Regions from separate parts of the Homo sapiens genome. Here all the other regions are linked to region 4. The links are chromatin contacts, found by Hi-C or POLR2A ChIA-PET in ENCODE. All regions are on one chromosome and are shown on one strand. The core of a region is the stretch at or near the end of the contact, and the rest is flanking DNA. Distances in the headings are between cores, read along the strand shown.

What was found. A loop is a pair of places that touch in the nucleus more often than their neighbours do. ChIA-PET counts read pairs that join two places held with the same protein, here RNA polymerase II (POLR2A). Pooled maps may share reads with other maps.
Region 1: a map of CD8-positive, alpha-beta T cell shows a loop between it and region 4 (14-fold over the local background). The contact joins the promoter of UBE4B here to the promoter of GPR157 in region 4. A Hi-C loop is called at or near these places in 3 of 168 maps with a recorded cell type or tissue (CD4-positive, alpha-beta T cell, CD8-positive, alpha-beta T cell and naive thymus-derived CD4-positive, alpha-beta T cell) and 9 of 50 pooled maps. POLR2A ChIA-PET finds 5 or more read pairs at or near these places in 1 of 52 experiments (activated T-cell).
Region 2: a loop to region 4 is called in a map of CD8-positive, alpha-beta T cell, with 6 times the contacts of the local background. The contact joins the promoter of CTNNBIP1 here to the promoter of GPR157 in region 4. A Hi-C loop is called at or near these places in 3 of 168 maps with a recorded cell type or tissue (CD4-positive, alpha-beta T cell, CD8-positive, alpha-beta T cell and naive thymus-derived CD4-positive, alpha-beta T cell), 4 of 37 single-sample maps with no recorded cell type and 12 of 50 pooled maps.
Region 3: a loop to region 4 is called in a pooled map, with 2.4 times the contacts of the local background. The contact joins the enhancer-like site here to the promoter of GPR157 in region 4. A Hi-C loop is called at or near these places in 1 of 50 pooled maps. POLR2A ChIA-PET finds 5 or more read pairs at or near these places in 3 of 52 experiments (OCI-LY7, activated T-cell and common myeloid progenitor, CD34-positive).
Region 5: a loop to region 4 is called in a map with no recorded cell type, with 16 times the contacts of the local background. The contact joins the promoter of PIK3CD-AS2 here to the promoter of GPR157 in region 4. A Hi-C loop is called at or near these places in 1 of 37 single-sample maps with no recorded cell type and 6 of 50 pooled maps. POLR2A ChIA-PET finds 5 or more read pairs at or near these places in 2 of 52 experiments (CD8-positive, alpha-beta memory T cell and K562).

What each region holds. Positions count from the first base shown.
Region 1 is chr1:10,031,683-10,034,382 of GRCh38, forward strand. UBE4B (ubiquitination factor E4B) reads left to right here and starts at 1,276. Exons shown (of 28, transcript NM_001105562.3): 1 at 1,276-2,012. The coding sequence starts at 1,989. RefSeq lists silencers at 894-1,283, 1,314-1,533 and enhancers at 1,048-1,702, 2,094-2,143.
Region 2 is chr1:9,908,890-9,911,589 of GRCh38, forward strand. CTNNBIP1 (catenin beta interacting protein 1) reads right to left here and starts at 1,380. Exons shown (of 6, transcript NM_020248.3): 1 at 1,206-1,380. RefSeq lists silencers at 928-987, 1,158-1,217, 1,228-1,827 and enhancers at 1,975-2,648, 2,649-2,700.
Region 3 is chr1:8,523,988-8,526,687 of GRCh38, forward strand. All of the region lies in intron 7 of RERE (arginine-glutamic acid dipeptide repeats), which reads right to left. Among named protein-coding and RNA genes, the nearest start is that of SNORD128, 30 kb to the left of the region's middle. RefSeq lists a silencer at 1,263-1,557 and an enhancer at 1,374-1,423. Within about 2 kb of position 1,349, at least 38 of the 41 ENCODE cell types and tissues checked have a DNase peak (open chromatin) inside an H3K27ac peak, as active enhancers do; they include OCI-LY7, where a contact is called at or near this core.
Region 4 is chr1:9,127,724-9,130,454 of GRCh38, forward strand. GPR157 (G protein-coupled receptor 157) reads right to left here and starts at 1,379. Exons shown (of 4, transcript NM_024980.5): 1 at 922-1,379. The coding sequence starts at 1,304. RefSeq lists silencers at 1,236-1,585, 1,646-1,965 and an enhancer at 2,667-2,731.
Region 5 is chr1:9,686,178-9,688,877 of GRCh38, forward strand. It overlaps PIK3CD-AS2 (PIK3CD antisense RNA 2), which reads right to left and starts at 1,397. Exons shown (of 2, transcript NR_126367.1): 1 at 1,158-1,397. All of the region lies in intron 1 of PIK3CD (phosphatidylinositol-4,5-bisphosphate 3-kinase catalytic subunit delta), which reads left to right. RefSeq lists an enhancer at 1,152-1,321 and silencers at 1,372-1,511, 1,837-2,031.

The DNA of each region.
Region 1 (2,700 bases), core at 26-2,525, 900 kb after region 4:
TTCCTTACATATCTAGTAGTCAGGTTCCTATTTTAAGCATGTAGCAAATACATTGTAACTCTTAATTCTGGAATGCAGTCTTTATGGCTTAGTGAGCCATCCAATCCACTTATAGTCTTCGTCAGCGGCAAAATCTGGAATTTCATGGTACTGTTACTTTGATCGCTCAACTTAGATTTATATTTTATAAATATATATATACATACATATATATATATTTTTTGAGATGGAGTCGCGCTCTGTCGCCCAGGCTGGAGTGCAGTGGCGCGATCTCGGCTCACTGCAAGCTCCGCCTCCCGGGTTCACGCCATTCTCCTGCCTCAGCCTCCCGAGTAGCCGGGACTACAGGCGCCCGCCGCCACATCTGGCTGATTTTTTGTATTTTTTAGTAGAGACGGGGTTTCACCGTGTTAGCCAGGATGGTCTCGATCTCCTGACCTCGTGATCCGCCCGCCTCGGCCTCCCAAAGTGCTGGGATTACAGGCGTGAGCCACCGCGCCCGGCCAAATATTTGTATTCTTGTGCACCGGAGGATGGTTTTCCCCCACTGACTCCAAACGTCTTCCTTGCATTTGCTGTGTACAATTCAGTGATTTGGGTCTCTCATCCATTTATACTTTCAAATTTTACCAATACTTTTTGAACACACTTAAAAAAAAAAAAACCCAGGAAGTATCTCTAAAAGGCCAAGGTAAAATAAAATGAATGGGAGTTCTTGTGTTCGAGTTTTCTTCCAACTGGGCTTTCCTGGAGGAGGTGGAAGAGTGTGTGGCAGATGTTTCAGAAAATGAGCGCTCAATACGGTAGATCACGCTCCCGGGGTCAAGGAGACGTTTTCCGTTTTCTTTTCCCTCGCTTAGGCGGCGGGCGCGCACAGTCCAGTGGGAGCGATGAGGTGTTTCTAGGCCCCCAAGTCACAGAAAAGCAGGCGATTGGGAACAACGGAGGCGCGGCGGGCCCCCGGGCCGCGGGCCAGCGCCACCTTCTGGTGGATCTTCCCCGACGCGAGTCTGGGAGTCGTCCCTCCCCTTGCCAGCCTACCTGGCTCAGGCCCGCCGCGCCCGCAGCCCCAGCGCGGTCGCCGTGGCAACGCCCCGCCCAGCCGCCAGCCTCCCTTTGCCCCTCCCCACGTCCGGCGCGGCTGCGCGGGACGGGGTGGGACGGAGGCGGGGAGAGGACGCAGGCGAGAGGAACTCGGCGGCGCGGCGCCCGCGGCCTATTGGCTGCCACGTCCCGGCGCCAGAAGCCCCGCCTCCCTGACGGGGGTCACGTGATCCCTTTCAAAGATGGCCGCCCTGTTGTTTTGATGAATAATACTTGGTGGGGCGAGGGGGAAAGAGTAGGGGTGGAGGGGTAGGAGGATTTACTCTTCCAGCGAGAGCTACGCGCATCCCATCCTCCCCCTCCCCCCTACCCGGGCTCCGGCGTGGAGGCGGGGCGTGGCCGGCCTGCTTTGGGAGGGGAGGGGCTTCCCTTACAGTGCTGGGCTCTGCCAGGACGGCTGTGGGGTCGCCTTACCTCGGGGTATCCACTCTGCAGTCGACCAGTTCCCGCCAGGAGCAAAGGGTAGGAAGGAGAGCAGGATCTGCTGTAGGAACGCAGCTACCGCGCCACTATCACGAAGAAACAGCAGGCTCGGGGCACGAGACGAACTGGAGACCGCGCTGCCTAGCTGGGTAACCTGGGAAGCAGAGGGTAATAAGTGGCGCCTTAAGACAACCCTGTAGCAGCAGCAGTGGCGGCCAAAGGAGGCTGCTCAGGGAACAAGCGGCTGTAGTAGTCTGTGGGGCGACTGGAGTGACCGAAGCCAAGGCAGTTTAGTGCCTCTCGTGTTCTTATTTTTTAACCTCTGACTATGCAATTCTGAAACCTCCCCCATTCGGGGGACCAGACAGCCTGATAGACACCTTCCACTCTCCTTCCTCCCGCCGTGGTCTCGAGAACAGAAGGATCTCTCCTTAACGCCTTTCACCATTAAGAGGAAAGCGATGGAGGAGCTGAGCGCTGATGAGGTGAGGAGGTTGGGGGACACCTTGAGGGATTAGTTGGCAACTCGTTAGCGCTTTGGACAGGGATGGTATTGCGCCAGTGCTGTCTGGCCTTTGGGCTTGGAGAAGGAACGGAGATGATATTTTCCAAGAATAACGTGACTCCCCGATAGGGTCTCTGGTTTTGTTCTCCTTTATTCTGTTGCCTTCTTTCTTCATTCTGAACTCCATTTGCTTCTTTCCGAGTGTTCTTTTAGGGTATGAACAAGAGGAGAGAGCATCTTGAGGTGTTTATTCTTTTCTTCAGGGTATGCGAACAAGAAGGGCGAGATTTACATGAAGTTAAAGTGTGTGTGTGTCTGTGTCTTCAGGAATTTAAAGAACAATTTTGGATGGAATGAGAATGTATGGTGGGTGAATATTTTTAAAGAAAGCATTTGAAATTCCAGATATGTGTGGTTATTGCACTGTATAAGCTTGATTAAACATATATTTTTGCTTGAGGGGTGGTTTACAGACAGATTCTTTGATATTTAACAAAATATGTATCTTCTCCACAGTTTAGAGAATTCCAGTTATATTCTGGTACTTAATAGACCACTAATGACTTCTGGCATTCTTCTGTTACATTCTATCTTTTCCTACTTCTTGAATCTTTCAAACTTGTGTTTTGCTGTAGCAGAGACTGAACGGGAAGCAAGTGGAAGCAAAT
Region 2 (2,700 bases), core at 130-2,629, 780 kb after region 4:
CATCCCATAGAGGTGATTTGTATTTACAAGGGAGGACCACGAACTCCCCCAGCAAACCGTGAATGACACATTGGCATTTAACAGCCCGCACCTTTATTTATGATCCAAAGTCCTACTTTAAATCTGAGGAAGCTGCTGGTATCTCTGGACATTTTAATGGCACAAGAGATCAGTTATCACTTGGGGACACACTCCAGGAACTGGAGCCCAGTGGTTGTAGCAGGGAGCTAAGAGCCAAGGCTCCTGCGAACAGAACTTCAAGACAAACCATGACTTGCCTCCAGGTCCCTTACCCACACACCCTGTACCTCAATTTACCCAGCAGTTGGCCAGACATGTTCCTCTCAGTTCTGTGAGTGACAGGAGACAAAATAATTCACAGCTGGAGCATACTGAGATCCTCAGACAGGAGGTGGTGCAAGCCACACGTCTCATTATTCATAAAACTCTTGATTTGCGGCCAACACGGCCCCCGCCGCCTTCCCAGGGGCTAACCTGACAACAGGCACTGCTCAGACAAGTTCAGCTCACAAGGCAGAGGGAGGGATGGAGGGCCTAGCAGAGGCTGGGTGTCCAGACCTGAGTGTCTCGGTTACCAGGTTCCAAAAAAAGGAAGGTGGTTGGGGTGGGGTGATGAAAAGGAGGTGAGAGGTGCAGTTTGGGGCTCCAGGTGGTTAATTTTGCAGGTTCGTGCATACACGCCCGCCATCCAGGTGAGATATGTGCCCCCACCAGGTACCTTCCAGGAAGGCTCACCGGGGAGGGGTGGAATCGGGAGACGACAGTTCAATCAAACTACAGAGGGAGGAAGGGCGGCCCAGCGTTTAGTTTGGGGAAATATGGAGAGTAAGAGTCTCAGAGTGGGCGCAGGTGAGGGAAGAGGCAGGGGCCCAGAGGTCGGGAGGGCGGACGGGCGATGACAGGCACCCGGACGCGGTGAGGTGAGCAACAAGGTGGGCGGCGCGGACACCTGTGGAGGCGACCCCCGGGCGAAGAGTCAGGGAGGCGGGAGGTGGTCTGCGGCGAGAGGCGGCCAGGCCCAGACCAGGGCGCCGCGCCGCTGGGGCAGTCAGGGGTCCGAGCGGGGTCGGGGGCGCTCTCCGCGGCCCCTCCCCGGCAGACAAAGGGCTGGCCGCTCCCCCAAGCCCCGGCGCGGCGCGGCGCGGGCCCGGGCGGTGCAGGCGCGGCCCGGCCTCGGCGCTTACCTGGGCCGCCCGACCCGGCCGGGCCGGCAGGGGCAGCGGGTCCGGCGCGCAGCGCGCGGCGGCCTGTTCCGGGGCGTGCTCAGCCCGAGCAGCCGCTGCGGCGGCGGCAGTAGCAGCAGCAGGAGCGGCCGCCTCAGCCTCCGCCTCCCGCTCCGAGAGTCACCGCGGTGGGGAGGGAGGGAGGCGCCAGGCCGCCGGGGGAGGGACCGGCGGAGGGGGCGGCATCTGGCTCCGCGCGGGCTGCTGAGGCGCGGCGGCGGCAACGCCCCGGAGGGAGGCGGGCGCGTGGGGCCGGGCGCCGGGGCGGGGCCTGCGGGCGGGGCGGGGCCCGGGGCCGCGAATTGGTTAACTCAGCCTGTGGGCGGGGCTGCGCGGTGCGGGGCGGGGCCTTGTGGCGCATGTGAACGCTCATTGGGCCCTCCTGGAAGGGGGCGAGACCAGCGACATAGGGACGGGGCCATGCGGTGGGCGGGTGGAACACGGCGCCGGTAGTGAGTGGCCGAGTCCGCGCTGAGAGCAAAGGGGAGGAGCGGGCCGGGGGTGAGCAGGGAAGGCGGGTTGGGCGCGAGGAGGAGGCGGTGGCCTGGAGGAGGAGCCGGGTAAGGCTGAAGCTGGCGCTGCGGTAAAGCCACTCTGCGTGTCCCTATCTGCTCCAGGAGCACAGTGTTCCGGAAAAATAATGGCCTCTCCCACACACCGGTCTGTGTTTAAAAACGGGAGCAACAAGACGGGGCAGAATCCTTGGTGAGGCCAGTTTACCCAGAACCCCGGAAAATTCTGAAATGGACGAGGTTGCAGAACATTTAGAGGCGTGGTCTTCCTGCGTCGTTGAGCTGGGAACGTTGCTACCTCTGAGCTTGGGGCCTAACCTGGGATTAACCTAGCCCAGAGAGCCCAGGGATGGGCCTCCGTAGGTCCATTAAACTCAGAAGGTCGTGTGTACTGGTAGTGAGTGGATTTTTCGGGGGAAGGGTGCCCATGATTAAAATGTTTCTACAGAAAGTCTGGCTGTATTTGGAGAGGGTACAGGGAGAAGCAGCCCATTTTAGGTAAAATGCAAATTGCTTTTAACATCCGCCTTCCTTTTAAAGGGACCTGTATCTTTAAGTGTGGTCTCATTTTCAGCAGTTTAAATTATCAGTTACACAGTGTGACACTAACCCCAGTTCAGAAGCCCTCCTACCCTACTCCTCCCACAGCCTTTCTTTTTACACCTTTTCTGTACCATCCTCTTCCACTCCACATTTCTTCCCCTTCCCTATGCAAAAAGAATACGAAGTCCTTTTTTGTTTGTTCGTTTATAATATAATATCCACATTACTCTTTACTCATTTGGGGGGTTTTTTTGTTTTTGAGAGGGAGTCTCGCTCTGTCGCCCAGGCTCAGGTGCAGTGGCGCGATCTTGGCTCACCGCAACCTCCGCTTCCCGGGTTCAAGCGATTCTCCTGCCTCAGCCTCCTGAGTAGATGGGATTACCGGCATGCGCCCCGGCTAA
Region 3 (2,700 bases), core at 99-2,598, 600 kb before region 4:
ATGAAATGTGAGTCCTGCCCAGATCCCACAAGTGCATGACAGAAAGTGGTGCAGTGTCCAGTTCCTCTCGTCTATTGAAGGGATACTTTTATTAAAAGAAGCAGGAAGGAAGAGCAATGGTGCTTTTAAACAGAGTAAAATAAGGCGAGTTCCAGAAGCAACATTATATGGTATGGGGTACCTCCCCAAAACTCCCCAGTGCAATGCCCAAATAAATATGGTCACAATGGGAAGAAAGCCCTCACATGGGTAAAAAAATTGATCACAAAAATAATAAACGCACACCCTAAATTATCCTTCTACAATTCATCTCCTTAGTTGCAATCCCAAAATTGAATCTGTAAGAATACAGATTATACTTCAGTAATATTTTCAGTGACTAGAATTCACCAACATTAGCCTTCCTAAAAACTTTCCACTAAAATCAAGGGCCTCCCTGGAAAGAGTTGACCATGCAACACTCCAAATTCACACTACACCACTAAGAGCTTACACAAGGAATTTCTCCTTGTATCAATGCATAGTAAATTTCTTCTCCTTCCTATGAGGGTTTTTCAGTTGCACATTCTTCTATATTGTATGCTTTCTTCCATCCTCACAAATGCACAAAATTTAGGTGGCATTCAAATTTTTTCTAACCTTTATCAGAAGAAAAAGGAGTGGAAACAAAAAGGAGCAAACAGTATAATTCAAAAACTTCATTTAATATCTACTTGGGTAAGAATTCAATTTGTCCTAAATCTTATTCTGACTGGCTCCCTAAATAAACCACAGTGAAAGCCATCTGTCTGAACCTGCTCTGCAACAGGACACCCCAAAAGCACAACTTCCCCTGGGTAGAAGAAACTAGTGTCTGGCTATCAAGCAGTGGGTACGAAATGAGGCCTTGTCAATGACTGCCTTCTCAGCACCAACTACTCTTTTTACTCCATTTAAGAGAATAGAATTCCAAGTCACATGACAACATACACATATGCAAAAAATGCTATCCGATTCTAAAACAGATACAAAAATAAACAAAATACCTAAACTTCAATTTCTAACACAAAAGTCAATGCATACTTTTTTTAATTGCCAAAGAATTTTCCATAAGCTCTAAAAGGAAGATGAGTCTGCTTCCTTTTGAAGGCAAGAGACTAAGTAAAAACTGATGTGACATAACCTTTCATTTTTAAAAAAATCAATTTTAAGGTGTTATTGTTGCAATCATAATTCACAACTGTTCCCTGAATATGTCAGACTTCAGAAAAAGATCACAAAAATTATAATTTGCTCTGGCAAACAGGCTCTCAATCAAAACAAGGTTCCACCCACCTTCAAAGCAACCAATAGAAGCCCACCTACCATCCTTCCTAAAACATCCAAACAGAGCTGCTCTGCGGCCCAGGCATTCCATACTAGCCACAAGGCAAGGGGGCGGCCTGCAGGCTTGCTCTGCAGGTCTTGAAGGCAAACAAGCTTGGCAACACACACCCAGCACGACTGAGGTTAAGATTATACTACGAGCCGAAGAGGTAAGGGGAAGAGGACAGGGACAGAGGGACCCGCAAAGCTTCACATTCTATATCTGCTGAATGCCTCTCCGGTAGTCCCCATTCTTAGTTCTGATTTTACGCTTCACAATACCACCTACATGGCCAGCTAGGGCTGAATTAAAGGCTCTCAGGAACATGCACTATGAATGATGAAATGATTCATAAACACCTTCAGAAGTGAGAAAGAGCAGCAAAACCCATCACTGTTTCGGTGAGGCCAGGGGAAGATAGCCTACCTGCAGGGGCTGAATGGATCATCCATGACTAACACGGGCTCTGGTGAGTCTAGCTGGATTCCTGAACCTTTACTTTCTGCTAAAACTCTGCCCTTTTCTACACTAACAACTCAAAATGGAGGCACATGCAGTCTCAGAGACCTCATAGAGCTTTCACTGAGCTTGTGCTATGACCTAAGCCTTCACGCAGAACGCAGAAACTTCCCCTCACTCTGACAGGACTGAGCATGTGCTGTGACCCTCCCTCATCCACACACTGTCTCTCCACGACGCAATCAATCTCAACCCTGCTGTTTCCGTAAATAAAGCCCAGCCAACAGACTCTGCAGCTTCTCCCTGCACACCAAGCTAGTGTGCAGGGAAGTGGGGCCTTAGAAAGGGGATCCAAGACAGCCAACAGCAGGGAACTGAGCAAGCCCAGCCATGGAGAGGCTTCAGTTAAATGCCCTGCTCTGTCAGGAACTCAGCAAGCCAAGCCACGGAGGAGCGTCAGTTAAATGCTCTCTGCTCTGTCAGCACAACAGCAAGTTTTGTCTTTTTTTTTTTTTTTTTAAGGTAAATGGTGATTTTAAAAAGCAAGATCACCAAGAAATAGAATCAAAAGACAGATATGAATGACTACACACAAGATCAACTAATAGAAATACTGCAACACATTTAAAAACATAGTAGTAGCTACTTAAGAGAAGCAACTTCACAAATTTCTTTTTGAAACTCTAAACATTTTGAAAAAGACCAAACAATCCGGGTAAAGTTATGGAGTGCTTGGCCTTGTCACACAGGTACAGACACAGTGTAGATGGTATTGTGAGCAGGGTAGCTAAAGAAAACTGTATTTTCTGCAAACAGCTTAATCTTCCTTAGATAAGAAACTAAAAATAATAAATAAAACATTCCCCAAATAATAAATTAAAACATTTCCTAAAGTA
Region 4 (2,731 bases), core at 129-2,628:
TCGCAGTCCTTGGAATGCACTTAAGTTTTTAATAGAAAGGACCTATAATTAGGGCAGTATCTGATGCTCTGATCTGGGAGAAGGAGAAAAGGAAAACAGCCCCTAGGATTCCTGCCCTCAGTTCAGCACAGCACAGGACGCCATGAGATTTTCAAAACCTGACATTCCCCAGGGAAGGGCCGACCCTCTTCAGCGAGGCTTACTTGAAAGACGCTTGAATCGCAAAGTAAGGTCTTGGCTTTTCCCCACTCTCAGAGAGACTCCAGGAGGACTCCGAGACTCCCAGACCAGCCCTCCGCCCCTGCCCTCAATCTCAGAATTGCTGAACTCTGGAAAGTCAAGATCATCTAGAACAGAAATACAAGGGGCTGGGGCCTGAGGCTAGAAACGACCAAAGACAGAATAAAAAGCACAGTCCTTTGTAAACTGTACAGCAGAGACACGGCAGCTCGGGAGTGGCGGAGTGCACCAAGCTCACTGTGGCTTGGGGTGGGGTGGTGGCGTGGGACTGGCAGTTGCCGGCTCTCCAGCCCGGGACAGTTACCTAACTCGTCTCCCAGCCTGTTTCCCCATGGGCAGCAGAGACAGCCAGGACACAGTGAAGCAGGTCACAAGGGGCTCAGAGTGTCCTCCCCAGCCCCGTCCAAGGAAACAGGGCCCGGCTCTGGGGGCGAACTCTGTCCCCACTACCCCAAGGGGCTGTGCCCTGGGGCAGGCACAGCGGGGCTCCTTCGGGAGGGAGCGAATCTCGGGCAAGGCTGGCCTCCTCCCGCTGGCCCAGGACAGCCTCGGGGGCGCCAGCAGGCACTGCTTGCTGTGGGTAGGGGGTGTCCAACCTAGACGCGGCCTCTGGGAGGGCAAGACCGGGAGGGGTCGGCCTGTGTCGGGGGCTCCTGGAAAAGCAGCGCCACCGCCACCCACCTGACGACATGGAAGGCCCAAAGCAGGCGATCTGTGCGAGGCCCGCGCGCGGCGCGGACGATGCTGAGGTACAAGTAGAGCGCAATGGCCACGGTCCAGAAGAAGGAGCTGGTGTTGGCGAAGGTGGACAGCGCGCCCTGCAGCACGCAGTCCCACGACGGGCCCGCGAAGTTCTGCAGCACTCCGTAGAAGTAGGAGGCGGCCGAGAGCAGGTCGGCCAGCGACAGGAAGAGCAGCAGGCGCCGTGCCCGGCTGCGCAGGTCGGGCCACAGGGCGTGCGTGGCCACCAGCAGGCCCGAGCCGAGCGCGGAGAGTGCGCACGACAGCAGCACCACGGCGCGCTCCGACGGCACCAGCTCGGTGGGCGGCGGGGACGGCTGCATGGCGTGGGGGGCCAGGAGCCGGAGCGCCGCGAGGACAGAAGCCGGGCCGCGCGTGCGGCCACGCCGCCGCCGTCTGGGCACCGAGGCGCCCTAGGCTCGCGTCCAGGCGCCCGCCCCGCCCGCGTCCGGCCGCTCCCCCGCCCATCTGGGCCCCGGGCCCTGAACCCCGTCCACGCCCTGCGCCCCGCCCCTATATCCCGGGCCCTGAGCCCCGCCCACGCGCCGCGCCCCACCCCGGTACCCCGGCCTTTAAGCCCCGCCTACACTCCCAGCCCCGTCCCGCCGTCCCAGGCCCTGAGCCCCGCCCACAATCCGAGCCCCGGACACACGTCCCCCGGCCCACATGCCCTTCCCGCCCACACGCCCCCCCCCCGCCCGTGTGCCCCCGCGTTGAGACTGGGACTTAGAGCTCCGCCCACGCGCCCCGATCCCCTGTCCACAGGGCCCAGAGACCTGGGCCTAGAGCCTAACCCACGCGCCCCGCTCCGCCCACGCACCCCGCCACACCCCTGTGTTCCGGGCCCTGACCCTGGCTCAGGTGCCCTTCCTCGTCCCGTTGCCCCGGGCCCTGAGCCCCGCCCCCGCCACGCCCCTGAGGCTTCCAAGCTCCACCCGGTGCCCGAGGCTCCTGAGCCCCGCCCACGCCCTCACACCACGCCCCTAAGCCCCTAGGTCCCTAAGCCCTACCTCAGGGCACCCCCAGGTCCCAGCACCTGTCCCTCCACGCTCCTCCAGGCCCACCCCTGCTCTTGCCAGGTGTCTGGGACATCCAGTCCTGTGAGAGGAAGGGCTGGCATTTTTAGGGCTAATATTACTTTCCCTCTTTTCAGCCAGCTTCTGTGTGTGTTGTGAGTGGAAGGGCGTGAGGATCAGAGGCATTCTTTCCACTAGCAACAGAAACAGCTCTCGGGTATGATCCTCATTCCTTCAGCCGTGATCCCGACGTGTTCACAAGTTGGTGGTGACTTGGGGAAGCCGGCGTTTCCACCTTTTCTTAAAATAAGCATGCTATTTTTTAAAAACCATAGCTAACTAGGTGTGATTTTTAAAAAATGAAATGCTAGGCAGGGCATGGCTTTTTCTTTAAAAATTTCAAACTTTGTAATTAAGATGTAATTCACATACCATAAAATTGGCCCTCTTAACCGAACAATTCAGTAGTATGTTCACAAGTTTGTGCAACCATCATTATTATGTAATTCTACAACATTGTCATTACTCCCAAAAAGAAATCCTTATCCCTCAGCTGTTAGCCCTCAGTTCTCCCCGACAGCCCTGGCAACCACTCTTCTACCGTGGATTTGCTTATTCTGCACATTTCCTGTAAATAGACTCATATGCTCTGTGGCCTTTATGTCTGACTTTTTTAACTTAGCACGTTTCCAAGGTTCATCGTAGCATATGCAGTGCTTCATTCCTTTTACTGC
Region 5 (2,700 bases), core at 147-2,646, 560 kb after region 4:
GTTTCCTGCCTTATGTTTTGGGATTTAACAAGAGGATTGGCCCTTTTAGTAGCAAGTAGAGGAGCAGGAATCTAATTTCTTGGCTCCATCATAGCTCACCGCAGACTTCTGGGCCAAGCAATCCTTCTCCCTTGGCCTCCTAAGTAGCTAGGACTACAGGCAAATGCCACCATGCCAGGCTAATTTTCTTTTTTTTTTTTTTTTAGTAGAGACGAGGTCTCACTGTTTTGCCCAGGTTGTTCTTAAACTCCTGGCCTTAAATGATCCTCCCACCTCGGCCTCGCAAAGTGCTGAGATTACAGGCGTGAGCCACCGTGCCCGCCTTAATTTACTCTGATTTTTCTTTTCTTTTTAAAATAGAGACGGGGGTCTCACTGTGTGGCCCAGGCTGGTCTTGAACTCCTGGGCTCAAGTGATCCTCCTGCCCTGGCCTCCCAAAGTGCTGGGACTACAGGCGTGAGCCACTGTGCCAGGTCTACTCTGATATTTAACAGTGGTAAAATTCATTTATCCACTAAATGACTTTATTTATACTCTCACTTAATTTCAGAAAGGACTGAAGGTACCTGAGCTGTGAACAAAGAATCAGAGACTGGTTTTTCCTCCATCTCTGCCACTAACTAGTTGTGCCACCTGGGGCAAGTCACTTGGTCTCCTTGTGTCTGTTATCCATGTGTGAGAGCCAATACTTAATATGAGTGCCAGGCACTGTTCTAGAGATTTTCCATGCATCTGTATTCACTCTTTTAATTCTTCTCTACACAATTTATTAAGGTCTCTATCTTTTTAGAGTTTGTCAGGGCAGTTCCAGTTCATCGTGGCAATACAAGAAAGTCACTTTTGGGGGCTTTTGCCATTTCAAAGAATCTTGGATTTTTCTCTGGGCTCCAGAGACACCCGTGCCTGACACCCCCAATTTGAACCCCCAGCGGATCATTGGGTTCCATTGCTGATGGGGACCTTGTGTTTGAGCTTGACTTTCCCTCCATCCATGCTGGAGATAAACGGAAGTCTTCGCGCAGGGGGACGATTGCAGGACGGGGCCGCTAGGGAGGAGGGCTCCCACACGTGGGGAATGGGGGTGGAGGAACCGCTGAAGCTCGTCTGCCCTTTGGAAAATCTCGTTGGTGTCCTAGCCCTGGGATCATTGTACTTACCAGGTTGGGGGGCTCTGCACCCAGAACTCCTCCCAGCCTCTGTCTGCCCGTCCAAGGTCCGGCGTGACTTCCGGTGGCTGATTTCTCATCTTGGGGAAATCCCCGCCCTGGGGGGGTCCGGTGTGGCCTGCAGGGAGCCTGACTCACCCGTCGGCTGAGTCAGGGGGTCCCAGCTGCCCTCGGATGTCTGCTGCACCGCTCCCCTCCCTCAGGCGGGGGACGGCAGGAAGGAGGGAGAGATGGGAGGGCGTGGGGGCGGGGCCGGGGGCGGTCTCCAGCCCCCGGCCCGGGCTCCGCCCTCTCCCGGGATCTGTGAAAGCACAGCCAGGGTGCGGGCGGGTGAGTGCCCACCTGGTGCAGGGTGTGAAGAGCGAGAGCGCGTGTATGAGCACGAGCGTCTGTGGTCTCTGTGTGTCCGTTTACATGATTGCGCCTGTGTCTGTGTGTGCGCATCTGCATGCGTGTCTTTTTGAGTGAATGTCTGTGTGTGACTTCTAGGGACGGCCAGGGAAGAGGAGTGTCCCCTCCCACCCTGGCCCCCCGTCTTCTCATCCTGGACTCCCTCTCTTCTCTCTCCTCCTTGGGGGGTGCTCTGGGCATCCGGGACCCCTGGCAAGGCTGCCGGGTGCTGGGAGGACGCAGAGGCCGCCGAGGGCGGAGGGAAGCGTCAGGCCTGGCTGCGCGCGCCCTGGCTAGGGAGCTCCGAGTCCCGGCCGCCTGGTCCTTTCATTCTGGGCTTCTTCGAGATTCTCGAGGGCTTCCAGCCGGCAGTGTTTTCTCCTTGCCGTCTTCTCAGGCACGAGGAAGGCTCCTGGAGCTCATCTGCCTGGGATGGGCGGCCCTGCCTTGACCTCACGTGCAGCAATTAGGACCACCAAGGAGTGTTCTTCAAACCACCTTCTACCACCCCGCGGGACACGCCAGGGCTGATTCTGGTGCTCGCACCCCGCTTCCTCCTCTGCGTTCCCCTGTGGCAAAGGTTTGTCTTGGGCTGTGGACCCGAAAGAATATTCTAAGGGGAGATGGGCTCTTGCAGAGCAAGAGGGGTATGGTTTCAGCACCAAACTAAACTGGTGCCAGCGCTAGCTCTGCCCAAGAGGCTGTGCAGACAGTGTTTGTGTGAGTACGTGAGGGTGAGAGTCCCTGCCCGCCTAGCTTCGGCTTCCCCACTTACAACCAAGGGAGAACAACATCTATCTTACAGTGTAGATGCCTGGATAAAAACTGGAGCGCCTGGCCGAGCACTTTGGGAGGCTGACGCGGTAGGATGGCTTGAGCCCAGGAGTTCGAGACCAGCGTAGGCAACATAGTTAGACCCCCGCCTCTACAAAAAATTTTAAAAAATTAGCTGAGTGAGGTGGTGCGCACTTGAGGTCTCAGCTACACGGGAGGCTGGGGTGAGAGGATCGATTGAGCCAGAGAGGTAGAGGCTACAGTGAGCTATGATCGCACCACTGCACCCCAGCCAGGGCAACAGAGCAAGACCCTGTCTCAAAAACAAAAACACTGGAGCGCCCAGAGTTTTTTTTAAGTGCGGGACAAG